2 separate regions of the Homo sapiens genome follow, and region 2 is linked to region 1. Evidence: chromatin contacts called from ENCODE Hi-C or POLR2A ChIA-PET data. All regions are on one chromosome and are shown on one strand. The core of a region is the stretch at or near the end of the contact, and the rest is flanking DNA. Distances in the headings are between cores, read along the strand shown.

The links. Hi-C counts contacts between places; a loop is a spot of excess contacts on that map. ChIA-PET counts read pairs that join two places held with the same protein, here RNA polymerase II (POLR2A). Pooled maps may share reads with other maps.
Region 2: a loop to region 1 is called in a pooled map, with 7 times the contacts of the local background. The contact joins the enhancer-like site here to the promoter of KGD4 in region 1. A Hi-C loop is called at or near these places in 1 of 50 pooled maps. POLR2A ChIA-PET finds 5 or more read pairs at or near these places in 2 of 52 experiments (B cell and CD8-positive, alpha-beta memory T cell).

The regions. Positions count from the first base shown.
Region 1 is chr5:69,214,300-69,220,983 of GRCh38, forward strand. It overlaps KGD4 (alpha-ketoglutarate dehydrogenase subunit 4), which reads left to right and starts at 3,461. Exons shown (of 4, transcript NM_033281.6): 1 at 3,461-3,572. The coding sequence starts at 3,531. RefSeq lists enhancers at 3,743-4,037, 5,686-6,310.
Region 2 is chr5:71,597,276-71,603,959 of GRCh38, forward strand. MCCC2 (methylcrotonyl-CoA carboxylase subunit 2) reads left to right here. Exons shown (of 17, transcript NM_022132.5): 4 at 2,384-2,485; 5 at 5,231-5,358. Among named protein-coding and RNA genes, the nearest start is that of MCCC2, 13 kb to the left of the region's middle. Within about 2 kb of position 4,541, at least 19 of the 41 ENCODE cell types and tissues checked have a DNase peak (open chromatin) inside an H3K27ac peak, as active enhancers do.

The DNA of each region.
Region 1 (6,684 bases), core at 2,211-4,710:
AGGCTGGCCTGGAATTCGTGACCTCAAGTGATCCGTCTGCCTCAGCCTCCCAAAGTGCTGGGATTACAGGTGTGAGCAACAAGCGTCCGATAAATGTATTTTGCATGTGAGTAGGACATAAATTTGGGGGGCCAAAGGCGGTAAGCTATGGTCTGACTGTGTCCTTCAAAATTCATCTATTGAAAATTGCTAATGTGACAATACGAAAAGGTATTGGAAATGATTAAATCATGAGTACAGAACCATCATGGATGAGATTAAGGCCCTTAAAAAAAGGTTTGAGGGCCAGGCACAATGGCTCACACCTGTAATCCCAGCATTTTGGGCGGCCAAAGTGGGCCGATCACCTGAGGTCAGGAGTTCAAAGCCAGCCTGTCCAACATGGCAAAACCCCATCTCTACTAAAAATACAAAAATTAGCTGGGTGTGGTAGAGGGCGCCTGTAATCCCAGCTACTTGGGAGGCTGCAACAGGAGAATCGCTTGAACCCAGGAGATGGAGGTTGCAGTGAGCCGAGATTGTGCCACTGCACTCCAGCCTGGGTGACAGAACAAGACTGTCTCAAAAAAAAAAAAAAAAAAAGTTTGAGGGAATGGGTTCCTTCTCTTCTGCCCTTCTGCCATGTGAGCACACAGTGTTAAACCCCTCGGATGAAGCAGTGTTCAAAGCACCATCTTGGAAGAAAAGACTGAGCCCTCACAAAACACCGAAACTGCTGGTACTTTGATCTTAGACTTTTGAGCCTCCTGAACATGAGAAATAAATTTCTGTGGTTATAAATTACCCATACTAAGGTATTTTGTTACAGTAGCACACATGGACTAACAGAGGAGCTAATCAACATTTATAGAATACTCCACCAAACAACAGCAGAACACTCTTTTCAAGTGCTTACAGAACATAAACAACATAGACCATATCCTGGATGACAAAATATCAACAAATATAAAAGAATTGAAATTATACAGACTGTGTTCTGACTACAAGGGAATCAAATGAGGAATCAGTAACAGTCAGATAACAGGAAAATTTCCAAATACTTGGAAACTGAACACACTTTTAAATGAGGCATAGGTCAAAGGAGTCTCAAATGAAAATTTTCTAAAAAGCATTGAACTGGGCCAGGTGCGGTGGCTCACACCTGTAATCCCAGCACTTTGGGAGGCCAAGGTGGGCGGATCACCTGAGGTCAGGAGTTTGAGATCATTCTGGCCAACACGGAGAAACCCTGTCTCTACTAAAAATACAAAAATTAGCTGGGCGTGGTGGTGGGCACCTGTAATCCCAGCCACTCAGGAGGATGAGGCAGGAGAATCAGTTGAACCCAGGAGGCAGAGGTTGCATTGAGCTGAGATCATGCCACTGCATCCAGCCTGGGTGTCACAGCGAGACTCTGTCTCAAAAAAAAAAAAAAATTATCGGCTGGGCACGGTGGCTCACACCTGTAATCCCAGCACTTTGGGAGGCTGAGGCGGGCAGATCACGAGGTCAGGAGATGGAGACTATCCTGGCTAACACAGTGAAACCCTGTCTCTACTAAAAATACAAAAAAAATTAGCCTGGTGTGGTGGCGGGTGCCTGTAGTCCCAGCTACCTGGGAGGCTGAGGTGGGAGAATGGTGTGAACCAGGGAGGCGGAGCTTGCAGTGAGCCGAGTTGGCACCACTGCACTCCAGCCTGGGTGACAGAGCAAGACTCTGTCTCAAAAAAAAAAAGAATTACCACAGATGAATGGATAAGCAAAATGTGGTATACACATATAATGGGATTTTTTCAGCCTTAAAAAAGAAATTCTGACACATTCTACAACATGAATGAACTCTGAAGACATGCTAAGTGAAACAAGCTAATTACAAAAGGACAAATACTGTTATGGCTCCACGTACATTAAGTACCCACAGTAGTCAAATTCATAGACAGAAAGTAAAATGATAGTTGTCAGAGGCTGAGGGAAGGAGGAATAAGTTTTTGTTTAATGGGTACAGTTTCTGAAGATGGTAACAATTGCCCAACAATGTGAATGTACTTAATGTGACTGAACTGCACATTTGAAAATAATTAAAATGGGGCCAGGCGCAGTGGCTCACGCCTGTAATACCAGCACTTAGGGAGGCTGAGGTGGGTGGATCACTTGAGGCCAGGAGTTGGAGATTAGTCTGGCCAATATGGTGAAACTCTGTCTCTACCAAAAATACAAAAATTAGCCAGGCGTGGTGGCGGGCGTCTGTAATCCCAGCTACTGGGGAGGCTGAGGCTGGAGAATTGCTTGAATCCAGGAGGCAAAGGTTGCAGTGACCTGAGATCACGCCACAGCACTCCAGGCTGGGCAACAGAGCGAGACTCCGTCTCAAAAAAAAAAAAAAAAACCACAAAAACAAAACAAAACAAAACGGGTTAATGGCCTCTCTGTAGTCACTGAATCCCAATAGACCATACCTGGGTTCAGTAATTTATATTTCTAAAAAGATCCCAAGACTTAGAAATCACTGATGTATATCATCAAACACATTGGTCAAGCTTACAATACTATATATAACCTAAGCATTATCACAGAACGTAATGTAACTTTTTTTTTTTTTGAGACGGAGTCTCCCTCTGTCGCTCAGGCCGGAGTGCAGTGGCACACTCTCGGCTTACTGCAACCTCTGCCTTCTGGGTTCAAGCAATTCTCCTGCCTCACCTCCTGAGTAGCTGGGACTACAGGCGCCCGCCACCACGCCCGGCTAATTTTTGTATTTTTAGTAGAGACAGGGTTTTACAATGTTGGCCAGTCTGGTGTCGAACTCCTGACCTCAAGTGATCCGCCCGCCTCAGCCTCCCAAAGTGCTGGCATTACAGGCGTGAGCCATAGCGCCCCGCCCGTAATGTAATTTTGGGGGAAAGATATGAGTGGCTTACATTTCAAATATTTCTGAATTTTTGAGTTATCTCAACTTGAAGCAAAGGCCCAGCAGTTCGATATCAGGAGTAATAAACGGTAAAGAAAACAGAAACAAATTACAATCAAGCAATGCCAATCAGCAAGAGAGTGTGACATGGCCCTTTTTAAGCCAGAGTAAACTCTTGTGAGCTTGCCACTAACTCCCATTTTAACGAAATTATTCATTTTAGGAAACCGCAAGGTTTTTTTTTTGTTTTTCTTTAATTTTTTTAATCTTTGCAAGAGCTGTCAGATAAGAAGGTTGTATTATTTATTTGGTTCCAGATAAAATTTTGAACTATATCGAAATTATAGACTGGCTTTCTGGAAAGGAAATGGTCCTAGACAATTTATAGGCTAATGAGCAGAGACCCACCTTAACAAAATTTTGTCCCCAAAACGAAACAATAGAACACACGTGGGTGGATCCTAGTAGGGAGAAGGGGTGGGCGGGGTCAGGCACAGGGGGCGGAGCCAGCCCCACGGCGGAGGAGAGCCCAGTCCGGTCTCCGCCTCCGTGACGTCCCGGGAAGCACCGCCCACAGCTGCCCGGGACTCCAGTGATCGCCGCGGCTCGCTCGCGCCCCGGAAACTGCCCCTTCTCGGGGGTCATGATGGGCAGCAAGATGGCGTCTGCTAGTAGGGTCGTTCAGGTAAAGCAATTTGTCGCGTTTCCGCATCTTGGGCGGTAGGGACGGTGCTGACTATGGCGACGGCGTCGGGGAGTAAAGGCGGTGGCAGAGGCAGAGCGGTGACCGCGCCTCTGCGGAGGGCCAGTGACGGCGCCCGCGGGTGTGTGTGAGGATGGGACTTTGAGCCTGTTGGACCGGGCAGTGAGGTGGGTCCGGCGCCGAGGGTTCGAGCCTTGCGGCAACCGTGCAGCATCTTGGCAGGTAGGTCCTGTACCTACTGCCGGGATCCCCCGCTCCTCCGCCAGGACCTTGTTAGTCTTAGGCGTGTGCGGGTGAGGCGACCCTGGCGGTAGCCTGGCCAATCGCCGTCTAGGATTGGCTGTGGTGCCCCCGATCAGCCAATCGGAAGGAAGGCGGTAGCGGGGCGTGGAAGGAAGCGAACCCTGGATCTGACCCACTGTCCCTTCAAGGTCTCGGGAATGGTCGGGCAACTGGCCCCGCGTACTGCGTCCTCGCCGGAGCGGGTTCTCCCCAACCTCTCCAAGCGTCTGGCTACAGGCCAGATGAGGGAAATAGAAAAGTAAACTTAAGTTTAATTAGTATGTGTGTGTGTATATTAATGTGTGTGTGTGTGTGTGTGTGTGTGTGTATAAGCGTTGGTTTCACAAGCCTATTTTCCCCTGGTTTAGATAGACAGCTAAAGTAACTTTGTTAATCCACCTATCAGCTACTAACTCCTGATAGCCTTTTTATTTGTTTCTTCAGCTGTGGTTCTAACTTAGGTAAAATTATTATATAAGTGGAACACAACCTCCACTTTTGTGGTTGGTTTACATAGTCTTTGAACCCTGAAACTATATTATTTTATAATTGACTTTTATCTTTGATATGAGAAGTACATTCCGCTTTATATAAGTACATCTCTTAAAAGACCTTTTTCTAAATTCCTGAAATTGTTGTCTGAATGATAATCCTAGATCCCAGTCTTTGGTCCCATTGCAATGAATGATCCTTACTTATTCAGTAGGTAGTTACTGAGCATCAACTAGTTAAAGATTCTGTAAGGACTGAGAGACTGACAAAGGTCTGTTATCCATAATATATAACCATATGTATCAATAATATATAACAATTTAAAAATGGGTAAAAGACTTGGCGTGTTGCACAAAAGATACCCAAATGAGCAATGAACATTTTAAAAGGTGCTCAATATCATTACTTGCCAGGAAAATAAAAATTAAAACCATGAGGTCCTACACATCCACCAAAATGACTAAAATTTAGACGTCAGTGGTGATGAGAATGTGAAGCGTCTGAAACCCTCAATATTGCTGGTGGGAATATAAAATGTTATAGCCACTTTGGAAAGCTGTCAGTCTCTAATAGTTAAGCATGTATCTACCGTATGACCCAGCAATTCTACTCATAGGTTTATTGCCCAAGAGAAGTGAATGCACATACTGTCTCTGTACGTAAATGTTCACAGAAAAAAAAGAGTTACTAGCAAAGAACTGGGGTCCAGAGCTGAGGGGTTCCAGCCTGGCAGCAGGAGTGTGGCATCTCAGCAGGCAGGTACTATATATACTGCCATGGGGTCCCTGGCTCTATTTCTGATAGCCCCCAAACCACAAACAATCTCTATGTCTGTCTTTTGCATAAACAAATTGTGGTAGTTTGTTAAAATAGTACAGTCCAAAGCAATACTAACAGCTGATGTGTGCAAACAAATGAAGAAACTGTGAGATATACAGTAAGGAATGGTCTGTGCCCTTCTAACATAGGAACAAAGACCTGTACTCACCTATTTAGAATTCAAATCAGGTTCGTGATTGCGCTCTTAAAAAAAAAGAAAAAAAGAGAGAATACAACCAATATGCTAATATAATATCACTTGAGCCTAGGAGTTTGACGCTGCAGTGAACCACAATCACCCCACTGCACCCCAGCCTGTGTAACAGAGCAAGACCTGGTCTCGAAAAATAAATAATAAAGTATGTGCTAATATTATGTAATAATTACATATAACATTAGCAAAATTTGTTGAGTATCTCTGTGACAGGCCTATAAAGCTAGGACTACAGTGCCAGTTAGAGTTTAGGCCAGGCTCACTGATGTATGCCTGTAATCCCAACACTTTGGTAGTTTGAGGCAGGAGGATGGCTTGAGCCCAGGAGTTCAAGACCAGCCTGGGCAAAATAGCAAGACCCCATCTCTATAAAAATTTTAAAAAATTAGCTGAGCATGGTGATGTGCACCTGTGGTCCCAGCTACTCAGGAGGCTGAGGTGGGAAGATTGAGCCTGGGTGATCAAGGCTACAGTGAGCCATAATCATGCCACTGCATTCCAGCCTGGACAGTAGAGCTAGACCCTGACTCAAAAAAAAAAAACAAAAAAACATAGAGCTTAGAATTTGGTTGTTGATCCATATCTTGAAGGAAGAGAAGAGTGCCAAAAGACTGATTGGTACAAACTGATAGGAAGTCACAAAGCGTGGTCTCAGAACATTAAGTAAAGACAAAGCCAGCTGGGCACGGTGGCTCACACCTGTACTCCCAACACTTTGGAAAGCCAAGGTGGGAAGATTGCTTGAGCCAGGAGTTCAAGATTAGCCTAGGCAACATAGCAAGACCCCATCTCTATAAAAATTAGCCAGGCAGCCGCCCCGTCTGGGAAGTGAGGAGCGCCTCTGCCCGGCCGCCCCGTCTGGGATGTGAGGAGCGCCTCTGCCCGGCCGCCACCCCGTCTGGGAAGTGAGGAGCGCCTCTGCCTGGCCGCAGTGCAATCTTCCAAGTGTGAAGTGACAGCCTTTCTGCAGGTGTACCCAACAGCTCTGAAGAGACAGCAACCATCGAGAACGGGCCATGATGACGATGGCGGTTTTGTCGAAAAGAAAAGGGGGAAATGTGGGGAAAAGAAAGAGAGATCAGATTGTTACTGTGTCTGTGTAGAAAGAAGTAGACACAGGAGACTCCATTTTGTTCTGTACTAAGAAAAATTCTTCTGCCTTGGGATGCTGTTAATCTATAACCTTACCCCCAACCCCGTGCTCTCTGAAACGTGCTGTGTCCACTCAGGGTTAAATGGATTAAGGGCGGTGCAAGATGTGCTTTGTTAAACAGATGCTTGAAGGCA
Region 2 (6,684 bases), core at 3,291-5,790, 2.4 Mb after region 1:
GGAGAGGAGTAGGAGATGGGTCAGATCCTGTATGGCCTTGTGGGTTATCATAAAGGTTTTGGTTTTCACCATGGGAGAAATGGGGAGCTATTGTAGGGTTTTGAACAGGAGATGATTATGATCTGACATAGCTTAAAAGAGTGCTTCTGGCTGCTGTGTTGTGAGTAGATGGAGCAGCAAGGGTGGAAGCCCTGTGACCAGGTAGAGGGCGATTGCAAGGATTTGAGGGAGACATGATGGGGACTCGGCATAGGGTAGTAGTAGTGGTGGTGGCAGGAGTGCAGGGTTCTGGATGTATTGTGAAGACAGAGCCAACCCAACAGGATTTCCTGAAGGATTGGATATGGAGTGTAAGGGGGAGAAGAGGGGTAAGTGAAAACTCCCAAAGTATTTTTTCTCCTGACACGTGCACACACATCCAACCTGGAGACAGCACTGTTAACACCTAGTATATTATCCTTCTAGGCCATTTGTATGCATATATATATACCAGACACCTACATTTTTTAAAAATGCAAATGAAATCGTACTAAATTTGCTGTTTTGTAGCCAGCTCTCTTTTTTCCCTCCTAATGTATCTTGACCATGTAAGTAAGTGAGAGGCGGACTAGTGGTTAAGAGCCTGGCCCCTGGGGCAAGATTGCTTATGAAGCTCCCGGCTCTGCCCCTTACTTACTGTGTAACCTTAGACAAGTGACTTGATCTCTGTGTGTTTCAGTTTCCTCATCAGTAAATGAGGGTCACAATAAGATCCACCTCAGAAGGTGGTTCTAAGGAGGACATGAGTGAGTGTTTCTTTTTTTTTTTTTTTTTTTTGAGACGGAGTCTCACTCTGTCACCAGGCTGGAGTGCAGTGGCGCGATCTCCGTTCACTTAACCTCCGCCTCCTGGGTTCAAGCGATTCTCCTGCCTCAGCCTCCCGAGTAGCTGGATTACAGGTGTGCACCACCATGCCCAGCTAATTTTTGTATTTTTAGTAGAGACGGGGTTTCACCATGTTGCCCAGGATGGTCTCAATCTCTTGACCTCGTGATCTGCCCACCTTGGCCTCCCAAAGTGCCGGGATTACAGGCATGAGCCACCACACCAGCCGATAAGTGAGTGTTTCTAAAGCCTTTAGAAGAGAGCCTGGTATTTGGAAAGGATTTTTATTTTAATTAATTAATTAATTATTTATTTTTTGAGATGGAGTTTTGCCCTGTTGCCCAGGCTGGGGTGCAGTGGCATGATCTCAGCTCACTGAAACCTCTGCCTTCCGGATTCAGGTGATTCTCCTGCCTCAGCCTCCCGAGTAGCTGGGATTACAGGCACGTGCCTCCACGCCTGGCTAATTTTTTTTTTTTTTTTTTTTTGTATTTTTAGTAGAGATGGGGTTTCACCATGTTATCCAGGCTGGTCTCAAACTCCTGACCTCACGTGATCTACCTGTCTCAGCCTCCCAAAGTGCTGAGATTACAGGCATGAGCCACCGTGCCTGGCCATTAGTTGTTTTTTGAGACAGGGTCTCATTCCATTGCCCAGGCTGGAGTGCAGTGGCACAGTCACAGTTCTCTGCAGCCTTGGCCTCCTGGGCTCAAGTGATTCTTCCACCTCAGCCTCCCAAGTAGCTGGGACCACAGGCATGTGCCATCATGCCCAGCTGTGTTGAAAATTTTTTTTTTTTTGTAAAGATGGGGTTTCCCCGTGTTGCTCAGGCTGGCCTCAAACTCCTGGGCTCAAGCAGTCCACCCACTTGAGCCCCACAAAGTGCTAGGACTACAGGCATGAGCCACCCCACCTACCTCCAAAAGTTTTTAAGAGATGGGGTCTTGGCTGGGCGTGGTGGCTCATGCCTGTAATCCCAGCACTTTGTGAGGCCGAGGTGGGCAGATAACCTTCAGGTAAGGAGTTTGAGACCAGCCTGGCCAACATGGTGAAACCCCGTCTCTACTAAAAATACAAAAAATTAGCTGGTTGTGGTGGCGCATGCCTGTAATCCCAGTTACTCGGGAGGCTGAGGCAGGAGAATCGCTTGAACTCAGGAGGTGGAGGTTGCAGTGAGCTGAGATCGCGCCACTGCACTCCAGCCTGGGTGACAGGGCAAGACTCCATCTCAAAAAACAACAACAACAACAAAAAAGAGATGGGGTCTCACTATGTTGTCCTGGCTGGCCTCCAACTCTTGGGCTCAAACAGTCCTCTTGTCTCAGCCTCCTGAATAACTGGGATTACAGACTTGAGCCACCACACCCATTTTAGATTTTTAAAAATAGATTTTATATACAACATGTGTATTTGAAATATTGTCCCATTGAGGAAAAATCTTTTCCTTTTCCATGTGTAACTGTTTAAATGTGTAGTTTTTAATGACATTAATTCAAACAACATCCTTTCTTCGCTTTAGGTCTCCATTTCTGGAATTATCCCAGTTTGCAGGTTACCAGTTATATGACAATGAGGAGGTGCCAGGAGGTGGCATTATTACAGGCATTGGAAGAGTATCAGGGTGAGTATTCTACTTGTGCTTCATAATGTGGGTTGAGAAGAAGACTTTGATGAGGCACAGGCATCCAGCACTCACTTTGCATATTAGCATGCGATTTGTATGCTATTTATATTATGTAGGACTGGCTGGGTGTGGTGGCTCACGCCTGTAATCCCAGCACTTTGGGAGGCTGAGGTGGGTGGATCACCTGAGGTCAGGAGTTTGAGATCAGGCTGGCCAATGTGGTGAAACCCTGTCTCTACTAAAAATAAAAAAATAAGCCGGCATGGTGGCACACGCCTGTAGTCCCAGCTACTTGGGAGGCTGAGGCAGGAGAATCGCTTGAACCTGGGAGGCAGAAGTTGCAGTGAGCTGAGATGGAGCCACTGCACTCCATCCTGGTGACAGAGCAAGACTCCGTCTCAAAAAAAAAACAAAAAGATGTCTTTCCATGGAGACAAGGGCAAGGAAGGAGACCAGTCTTTATCTTTTAACTAGAGATGCTCTAGTACTGGATATTATGGCTGAAAAAAATTCAGTCATTTAATAGGTATAAAGTAGTACTTAATTATAAATTCTTTCTTTTTTCCTTTTTTGTTTTTTTTAGAGATGGTGTCTCGCTCTGTTGCCTAGGCTAATCTCGAACTTCTGGGCTCAAACGATGTTGAATATAGGCTAGCACATCATTATAATTTTTTTTTTTTGAGTTGGGGTCTTACTCTGTTGCCCAGGCTGGAGTGCAGTGACATGATCATAGCTTACTGTAGCCTCAAACTCCTGGCATCAAATGATCTTCCTGCCTTGGCCTCCCAAAGTGCTGGGATCACAAGCATGAGCCATTGCTCTGGCCTTTATTATAATTCAAATTGACCTTTCTTACATAAAAATTGTTGAATGGTTTATATCATCACTACTCTTTCTCTGACAAATGACAGATGAGCTGAATTTGCTCAAATTAAGCAAAAAAGAGGATATATTGATTCTCTTATCTGGTGAGTCTGGGCATGGCTGTATCTGGGAGCTCAAATGGTCTTAGGTATTACTAGGTCCCAGGCTGTTTTCTACTCCTGGCCCTGACTTGCTGTGTGTCAGCTTTGTTTCTAGGCAGCCTCTCTAAATCCAGAGGCAGTGATGGTCATAGGCAGTTCCTGGTTTATATTCTATAAGTTTAGCAGCTGCAGTGGAAGGCAAGATCTGCTTAGGCTTAGAGCCTGTCCCATTGCCGAGCCTCAGTGGGAACTCTGGGTAGAAAGACCTGGTCCCTGTGCCCCCCTTTAAGGCAGGCTCTGGGGTCAGTCCTACTTGAGCCACCTGGATTAAAGATAAGAGGCAGTTTCTGAAAGAAGGTTTAGTTTTGTTGCCAAAATAATAGATGCTGGGTAGGCAAAACCAATAGAAATGCAATCTAGTATTTTTGTGGGCCAATTTGATTTCTCATTCTGTAACAAGTCTGTGACCTTTAATAGACAAGCAGATATGGCTATGTCCCTTGTCCATGGTCACATAACTAACAAGTTGGCAGAGCCAGAATTTCAGTCTAACTTTGTCTGACTTCACAGCCTGGCCTCTTTCCAGTACCAGAGCTTCTTAAACTTTCTAGCGTAGCACCCCCAGTGGTAGGAAGTATGAGCACACACTCTGGAGTGTGAGGTTATGGCCCAGCAACCTATGAGAAGCCTACATTTCCTTTGAAGTCTAGTTCGTTTAATGTTAAATCATTAAAAGTTTGCATTCTACTCTATAAAATGTTCATTGCAGTGCAGAAAAAGGTTTTATATGACCTAGGGAATAAAATTGATGCTCAAAGAAGAGTCCTGTTTGTCTTGTGGCGAGCCCTGCTGGCCACATATCCTAGTATGAGAAGCTCAACACTACCCTGTGCTGGGTGTTCAGTTGCCGTTCTCTATTTTCAGCAGGGATTTAATGACTCACTCTTTAGAGTTGTAGGCAGCATAAAGTGAGGTAACACAAACATCAGAAACATAAAGAAAATTGAATTTTGTAAAGAGCACACTGTTGTCATCTCAGATTTCAAGGGTACCTCTGACCTTAAGGTTTCCTGCCAGTGCTGTACAGTTTCCCCAACCAGCTGTGGTTGTTGGCCGCCCTGCTCTTTGTGACTCATACCCAATAAACTGGTTTTGGTGAGAAAGGGCACTGTTGATGACTCAGGATACCTTTCATGTGTTTTTAGTATATTAAAGTTTGCATTCATTCTGACTTCAGTTAAGATGAACGTTATATTTTAGACTACATTTAGTTTTGTAGAAAACCATGGGGCTGTAATGTTGAAGAACAAGAATACAAAAAATAAATCTTAGTACTAAAGGTCAGTTTTCATTTTTGCAAAATACCCTCCTAAAAGGAGACTTTGAAGGTTTATTATGAGGGAATTCTTTTCCCTTGAGACTTGGATTTTTTTTTTCATTATTATTTTCATCTTATTAGGACCTTTTCATTCAAAGAACCATTATGACACAAGGCTTAGGTTGTTAGTTTTTTATTACTAATCTAGGACTGATGACTTTTCAAAAACCAAGTGTGAGTTTATAAACTTGTTAGAAGTAATTGTTTTGTATTATATAAATTAATATGTGAACTGTGATTAAAGTTTGCATTTATATCCTAAGACTGCTGTCTGCTAATGGATGTTAATAGTGATACGTACTAGAAGTTGAAGGTTGTATTGGGGTATCTTGTAATGAGTGTAATTAGTTTTGAAGAAATCTCTTAAATTCTCTCTCCAATGAAATTTCTGCCTTTCAGAGTAGAATGCATGATTATTGCCAATGATGCCACCGTCAAAGGAGGTGCCTACTACCCAGTGACTGTGAAAAAACAATTACGGGCCCAAGAAATTGCCATGCAAAACAGGCTCCCCTGCATCTACTTAGGCAAGTCACCAGAGTGGTAAAATAAACTATTATTAGCTGGTAAAATGCAAGATAGTTTGGAAGGCTGTATGTATTACATTTGGGATGGGTATTTTATAAACCTGTTGATTTCTCCTGTAATTATAAAGGAAACACAGGTTCTTTGCTGAAAACTCTGGGGGAAAGTAAACAAGAACTGTTCATAGTACTAGTGCATAATACTCATACATTTTGACGCATGCCAGTTTTTTTCTCTATGTGTTGTGTGGTTTTTTTTTTTTGTTCTCTAGATCCTGTTTTTCTTTTAACTTTATGGATCATACTATGAAAAAAATAGTAGCAAGTATTTATAGATCTCTTGAGTGCCAGGTACTGAGTTAAATGTGCAAGTATTATATAATTTGAGCAGATGTAATTTAAAGTAAATTTAATTTCCAGTGAAAGTAAACTTATATTTGAAATTAAAACACATTTAAATCAAAGAACCTGAAAGCAAAGCAGTTTAAAATGGGCCTTTCCTCCGGGCGCGGTGGCTCACGCCTGTAATCCCAGCACTTTGGGAGGCCGAGGCAGGCGGATCATGAGGTCAGGAGATGGAGACCATCCTGGCTAACACACTGAAACCTCGTCTCTACTAAAAAAAAATACAAAAAATTAGCCGAGCGTGGTGGCAGGCAGCTGTAGTCCCAGCTACTTGGGAGGCTGAGGCAGGAGAATGGTGTGAACCTGGGAGGCGGAGCTTGCAGTGAGCTGAAATCGTGCCACTGTACTCCAGCCTGGGCGACAGAGAGAGAGACTGTCTCAAAAAAAAAAAAAAAAAAAAAAAATGGGCCTTTCCTGATACTGGGTTAGTCTGATAAAATTCCAACATACGTTGTTCATGTATGCAGGTATTTGAACGGGTACTGATGTAGAGGTATTTTTTGTTTTGTGTTTTTCTGTGAAGTTGAATTTACCTGATTAACTCACAATACGAACTGCTCTGCACGTAGAGAAAACAGCAAATGAGGCCCAGCTGCTTGTAGGTGCTGTGCTGGTCTTTATAGGGGATACAGTGAGGAGGATTTTGTTGTCTCTGTCTTCAGCGAGCTCATAATGAATTGGACACAGCATATAATGTGCAACCAACAAAAGACTTAATGGTTGCAGATTCTGAACTAAGTGCTTTCTATACATTTTTCAAGTCATCCTAATATATGATATGGCTCCTTTTTTTATCTTCATTTCGTGGGTAAGGAAACCGGGGCATAGGATGGCTAGGAAACACACCTATAATCACACAGCTGTGAAGTCATGAGCTCTGCTTTGAACGCAACTGACCTGTGTACCCACCACTCCAATCTGCAA